Linked DNA regions of Homo sapiens: region 2 is linked to region 1. Evidence: chromatin contacts called from ENCODE Hi-C or POLR2A ChIA-PET data. All regions are on one chromosome and are shown on one strand. The core of a region is the stretch at or near the end of the contact, and the rest is flanking DNA. Distances in the headings are between cores, read along the strand shown.

The links. Hi-C counts contacts between places; a loop is a spot of excess contacts on that map. ChIA-PET counts read pairs that join two places held with the same protein, here RNA polymerase II (POLR2A). Pooled maps may share reads with other maps.
Region 2: a loop to region 1 is called in a pooled map, with 2.6 times the contacts of the local background. The contact joins the promoter of CDKL1 here to the promoter of ATL1 in region 1. A Hi-C loop is called at or near these places in 4 of 50 pooled maps. POLR2A ChIA-PET finds 5 or more read pairs at or near these places in 4 of 52 experiments (MCF 10A, SK-N-SH, T-cell and 1 more).

What each region holds. Positions count from the first base shown.
Region 1 is chr14:50,558,404-50,561,694 of GRCh38, forward strand. ATL1 (atlastin GTPase 1) reads left to right here and starts at 1,742. Exons shown (of 14, transcript NM_015915.5): 1 at 1,742-1,896. The coding sequence starts at 1,863. It also overlaps a transcript of MAP4K5 not described here. RefSeq lists an enhancer at 1,836-2,335 and a silencer at 2,077-2,436.
Region 2 is chr14:50,395,106-50,398,396 of GRCh38, forward strand. It overlaps CDKL1 (cyclin dependent kinase like 1), which reads right to left and starts at 1,776. Exons shown (of 10, transcript NM_004196.7): 1 at 1,719-1,776; 2 at 596-1,224. The coding sequence starts at 763. RefSeq lists silencers at 1,480-1,929, 1,869-2,094 and an enhancer at 1,688-2,187.

The sequences.
Region 1 (3,291 bases), core at 492-2,991:
AAAATCACTAATATGAAATTGATTCAGGCAAGGATCAATGGATGCTAAAATCAGTGGATGAAAAGTTATTGGCCAATAGTACAAAAAGTCACATACAGAGAGCTATTTATTTAAGCATTTTTTTGTGATTCACACAGTCTCAAAGTATTCACCTGCAGATTACTTACTAATTATAAACACAACAGGTTTTTAAAAAATTAATTTCTTTTTCAATTGGGCATAGGTGTTGAATTATATAAATTTTTTCTTTTTTGTGTGTAATCTATTGTACTCTTAAAAATGGGATTCATATGAAAGGGATTTTCAGGCTGGAATGTAAGCTGAGAATGATAGTAAAGGAATATAAGAAGAAAAGCAGACCACACTTCTCTTTTGTTCTATGAACTTGGTTTATAGGTATAAGGATGAGATAATGTCTGTCTTCCTATGTTGTTTCATTAATGTCATTTCAACTCTGTTGAGCACAGACTTCTTTAAAACCATGTTGTAAACTTGGTTACAGTGTTCACGACTCTGCAGTCACTAGAACCAGTAACTGAAATATAATGCATAAGATTTGGCAGTGGTGGGGGAGTTTGTTTTCAGATATGTTGATGTTCAAATGTCAGTAGGAAAACAACGTGAGGATAACCTTAGGCAGTTATAAACACACCTCTGGTATAATGTCCTCTCTTCTAGAGGGCAGAAGACTACAAGTATAGATTTGGGAATCATCAGCATGGAGGTCCTGTCTGAAGCCATCATAGTAAATTACATTGAGAGAGTGTAGCGTGAGGAGTTGCTTACCATGAGGAATTAGCAGAGATCATGGATCTGGTAATTAAGAGGCTGGCAGTGATCTCCTAAGAACCGATCAGTACAGAGTGTGAGTAACAACCAAATGGCAGAAGGAAACTGTAAGGGACGGCATGATGGTATCTTGAGGTTGAGGTAGTATAAAGGGACAGTGTTTCCAGGTTACTGAAAACAACTAAGTTTGTAGCAGAGAGAAAGCAGTGAAAAGGGAAAGATTGAAAGTATTTTTATTTTTTTTCTTTTCCTTTCAAAATTGTCTGCAACCTTTATGGCTGCCAGGGCCCACCCATACCCAGACTATGTAGTATGATTTCAGCTCAAATAATTGCTATTGGACTATAGGTCTGGACCTTATCTTTGCAAATCTAGTGGGAAATTTTACCCAGTGGATATTGAGTTACAGATCGTAATGAATCTACAGCTTTCATTTATCTTGATCTTCTTGATATAAATTTTGCTATTCTAATTTTAAGACAAACTACTCAGTATACATATACAAAAATGCATGATACCCTCTTTACTAACATGACCTTGCTTTTAAAATGGAAAAAAAAATGGGTGCCTCGTAGATAAATGCACATTATTTTAGCTACTTTGGCTATATAAATGTTGCCAGCTTGTTTGTACTAATGTATAACCGTGCTTGAAACAGGTATTTGAACATCCAGAATCATGCAGTATATCGGTTTGTGTATTTCTGATAACGCTGTTAAATTCTTTGAGAGTGTGTTCGAGGGGGGTGCTGTTTATTTGTTTGTGTTTTCCGTTGAAAATGTTGCGGTACGTGGTCTATCACTGTCTTCACGGTCTGGGGGTGGACTGAGGTAGGGAGGGTGTGACGCTGGTATCTGTGTGAACTCGGGCTTGTGATGCTGAGCTTGGTTCATCTGCTTTCTCCTCCCTTTTCCTCCCCACTCCTTCCCACCAGCGCCACAGCAACATCCTCAGAGTCTGAGCGAACTGCGCCCAGCGCGGGCACGGAGCCTCCCACCGCCAGCAACCTGCGGCCCCGGAGAAGGCAGCGAGCGCAGTGACAGCGCCTCACCGCCACCAGCTCCTGGACCACCATGGCCAAGAACCGCAGGGACAGAAACAGTTGGGGTGAGTAGCAAATGAGAACTTCTGCAGCCTGCACGGGGTCTTCTGGCCCTCCACTTTCTGCTTCTGTGGAGACAGGGAGGGCCAAGGGCTGCTAGGTGCCTGCGTCCACGGCTGGGAGACGGGCCGTAGCCGAGCCGCTCCCTGTTTGGGCGGAGGAACCATGGCCGAGCGGTACCCGCGTCACCGAATCGCGCTGTCGGGGTGAGGGCTGCAGCTTCGCGCAGGCCGGGCCTCCAGCTCCTTCTTCCCCACCCCCCTCCCGCCTCCTCCCAGCATTTGGACAGCACCCACCAGGCGCCTCCGGGGACTTGTGGGTTCCGCCTTAGCGATCGGTTGGGAGGAAGGCTATGGGGGTGGGCAGGGGGCTGTTGTTACTCGGCCCCAGAGGGGCGAGGGGTCGGGGATCTAGAGCAGGCCAAGCCCCAACCCCCCTCCCCGGGAGCCGCCAACTCGCTGGCTCTGCAGGGCGCGGGCTCCCGGCGGCGGGCGGCGGGCGGCGCGCTGGAACAATGAGGCGGAGCGCGCCGGGTCCCGGACGGACGGTAGCAGACCGAGCAACTGGGAGAAGGGCCACCCTCTTGGGAATTCCTGAGCACTGCAGTACTCCTCTTAATTTGGGGGTTGGGTGGGGGAATTGGGGAAGAAGGAGAGCAAAGTTGTGGTTTCCAGCCTTCTGCCCCACCCCGACGTGGTACCCCATTCAGACCAGCCCCAAGGGTGGCTTTGTTCTTTGATTTTACCTTTTGGAGACATTGGGCTCATGATTCAGCACCAGGCCGAGGGGAGGGGAAAGGAGAGGCGAGACCCAGTATGTTCACACCGCGAGTGGGTGGGCGGTGCTCACGCAGGCGGAGAAGAACGGGCGCAGCGATGCGGAAGAAATCGCGGCCCCGCCCGCCTTGCTGCTCCAGACCTAGTTCTGGACGGTTAGTGTGGGCAGGCTGGGCGTCTTTTTGTCGTAGGTTCCCGATTTCTTGCAGTCACAGTGCTAAACTCACCAGCATCTTAGGAACGAAAGCCCTCTAAGGCATTTATTTTATTATCTGAACCAGAGAATGTCTCAGGCTACTGTGGCTTGGTGGGTAAATAAATATTTTGTTCATCAGCTTGTTATTTAGAAATTGTTATTTGGAAATAACAGTTGTTATTATTTGAAAAGTTCAGAGCTGCTTGATTCTGTTCCACATCTCAGTGAGAGCTCTTCTATAACTGTTTATTTGAGCGAGAGGCACAAATGTAAATTTTAATTGGTTATTTCAGTTTACTTTAATCAAAAGACCGTGTATCTCCTTGCCTCTGATTGTTCTAATGGTCACAGGATACGGTAGACAAGGTTTACATTTGGGAGATTATCCAAGGTTTGTGGTAGGCATGGAGAGTTGGAGCGGGGAGGTC
Region 2 (3,291 bases), core at 526-3,025, 160 kb before region 1:
AGTTTGAAAACAGGTAAATGTTAATTCTCTTAATAGACTGAGTATACCAATAGGAAATACCTTAGAAGTTTAAAAATCAACAATGCCAGCAAAATTGAATTGTCTTACATTCCTATACTATCAAATTGTAATGGTCCTTGAAAACCCAGGTCTACAGGTGGGAGAGAAATTATGGGGAAGAAAAATAAATATCCCACAGCATCTCTAAAAGTGAATGCCACCTTACCTGGCACTTTTGTCTCTGCTTTCTAGTTCATTATATAATTAGTGACTTGTGCACAGATATCCCATTTGTGTCACTGAAGTCAAAAGGCTATGAAGTAAGATATAACCATGTCCCATGACATTCTTTTAACATAACATGACTCACTTTATTTCTTTCATCCCTAAAAATTCACTTTAAAGAAAAAGTGGATCCCGGAGCAGTGGCTAGAACCTGTAATCCCAGCTACTCAGGAGGCTGAGGCAGAAGCATGGCTTGAGCCCAGGAGTTCCAGGCTGCTGTGAGCTATGATCACATGGCTGCACTCCAGCCTGGGAGACAGAGTGAAACCCTGTCTCGAAAAAGAAAAAAAAGGAAAAGTGAATCAATTACCTTGAGCATTCGGATTTCCCGAAGGGCAATTTTCTTTATGACAGGGTCATCTTCTGATTCCAGAAACTTCTTGATGGCCACAATCTGACCCGTGTCCCTGTTTCTACATTTGAAAACAACTCCATAGGATCCTTCTCCAATTTTCCCAATTTTTTCATACTTCTCCATCATAGAGGAATAAATCTTCTTAAAATGGATCTTCAGCCGAGAATGGTGGCTCACGCCTGTAATCCCAGCACTTTGGGAGGCTGAGGCGGGCAGATCACCTGAGGTCAGGAGTTCGAGACCAGTCTGGCCAACATACTGAAACTCCGTCTCTACTAAAGATACAAAAAATTAGCCGGGTGTGGTGATGGGCGCCCGTAGTCCCAGCAACTCAGGAGACTGAGGCAGGAGAATCGCGTGAACCTGGGAGGCGCAGGTTGCAGTGAGCCGAGATCGCGCCACTGCACTCCAGCCCGGGCGACAGAGCGAGATTCCGTCTCAAAAAAAAAAAAAAAAAAAAAAAAAAAAGAAAGAAAGAAAAGAAAAGAAAGGATCTTCACATAGTTTGAAAACGTCGCTTATAAAATATTGGCACCAACGGACTGCACTAGAGCCCCACCCAACGATGAGTGTTTGTCACGGTCCTAGAACAGAACAGCACATGTTAAGGAATGAAGAGTGTACCCGTGTCGGCAATGGCAACGCGATCAGGAGTAACAGCCTAGAGTTAGCTGCCTCCAGTAACCCGATTTTAATCGCCCGTTAAATACCCTGTAAGTTAAAATGTAACTTGCCATCCTAAAACGAGCCGAGCTGTAAGATAAGCTATCTTTTTAACGTTATCGTTCATCCGATCTAAGACACCTGAGCTGGCTGGAGTACGGGGAGGGCTAAGGGCTTCCCCGGTTCTAATTTCGGGTCTCATTTCCCTGCGGCAAGAAGACACCTCCCGGCTCCCCGCGGAGGCGGCGGCGAGGCTTGGCCGCAGGAGACCAACCCGCGCCCCGCGCCCCACGCCCCCGGGACTGGGAAAACCCTCCCGCGCCCGGACGTGCACCTCAGCCGCGCCGCGCAGCATGGAGCGGTGCCACGTGTTGGCCAGGGACGGCCCGCGCCTCCTTGCCCGCCCGGGACTCACGGCGCCGCGGCGGTCAGGGACGGGCCTGGCTCCCGCCTCGCCTTCTTCCGCCCAGCTCGGCTCGGCGTGGCTCGGCCCGCGATCCCTATGGGAACCGGCTCCCGCCCCGGGTCTGCCTGGGCGGGGCCGCCGCGCCCCAGCTTCCCACCCCCGGCCCGGCCCAGCCCGGCCGCCCTCCCGGCTGCAGGGAAAGGCCTCGGAGGGCCGCCCTCCGTCCATGGGAGCTGTCCTGACCGCGGGCCGAGTCCTGCTGCCGGGAGAGCAGACCTGCTAGATTTGCAAACTTCCGCAGGCCGTGCAAAGCGCAGCTGTAACCGCGTCTGCGGAGCAAGACGCCTGCGCTAGGAGCCCCTCCTGAGCGGTCCACATTTCCCTGCAACAGCAGTCCCCACACCTCAGAACCGCGGTTATTCCCTTTGGTCCCTTGGAGGCATCTTCTGTGTCTGTGCTGATCAGTGCTGCGGCGTCAGTGAATGAATGAGAGGGAGAAAGGAAAGAAGAGGAAGGCGTGACTGCAGAAATTGCTTAAAGTCAGCACTTTCCTCTACAGTAGGGAAGGTTCCACGGCAGTCTTCTGCTGTGGGACTTTTCTGGTGTGGGAGGTGGAAGCTTACAGAGTCTGCCTTAATTGTTTTTGGTTCCTTTCCCCCATCTTTCTCCCAACGGACTCCTACTGCTCAAATCTGAGCACACTGGCGGGAAGCGGATGGACCTGGGGAAATTATGAAATCATGTCAGTTGCCACTGGGCAGAGTGCCTCACACTTTATCATCCGTCCCGTTCCCAGTGCCAGCATCAATGCGGGTACTTGTCCTGGAAGCAGTACCCGAGGAGAGAAAATTAACACAGTGTCTATGAAACAGGGGCCAATCCCGTGTCAAGCAGCATGCTACTAAATGTAAACCCAGGAAGGGTTCAGAAAGGAGCCTGGAGCTGAGGAGAGAGGGCTGGTGGCTGCCCTGGAAACCCAGTACAAGGATGGCCTAGAGGTGGTCTGTGAACAGAAATTGTTTGCAAATGGCAACCATTGATCTGTTTTCTGTCTCTATAGTTTTGCCTTTTCCAGAATGTCATGAAAATGGAATCAGACCGTATGTAGCCTTTTGAGGATAGAGGATCTCCCCCACCACCCCAACTCCAGTGAGCTTTCAGATGAGATTGTAGCCCCAGATGACAATGTAAGTTCAATCTTGTGAGAGACCTTGAGCCAGGGGCACCCAGCTAAGCCATACTTGGGTTCCTGACCTCTAGAAACTGAAATATGTTTGCTATTATGTTTTGGGGTAATTTGTTATGCAACCATATGTATCTAACACAGAAGCCTTTTATTAATAGGAGGTTGAGAAAGTTCACTTTCATTCCTAGTTTGCTTAGTGTTTTTGTTTGCTTTTTAAAATTATGAATGGATGTTGAATTTTATCAAATGCATTTCTTCATCTAGAGGTGATCATTTCCTTTTCCTTTCTTTTCTTTTTTTTTTTTAATTGAGAGGGAGTCTCGCTCTGTCACCCAGGCTGGAGTGCAGTAGTGTTATCACTGCTCACTGTACCCTTGAACTCCTGGGCCTAAGCAA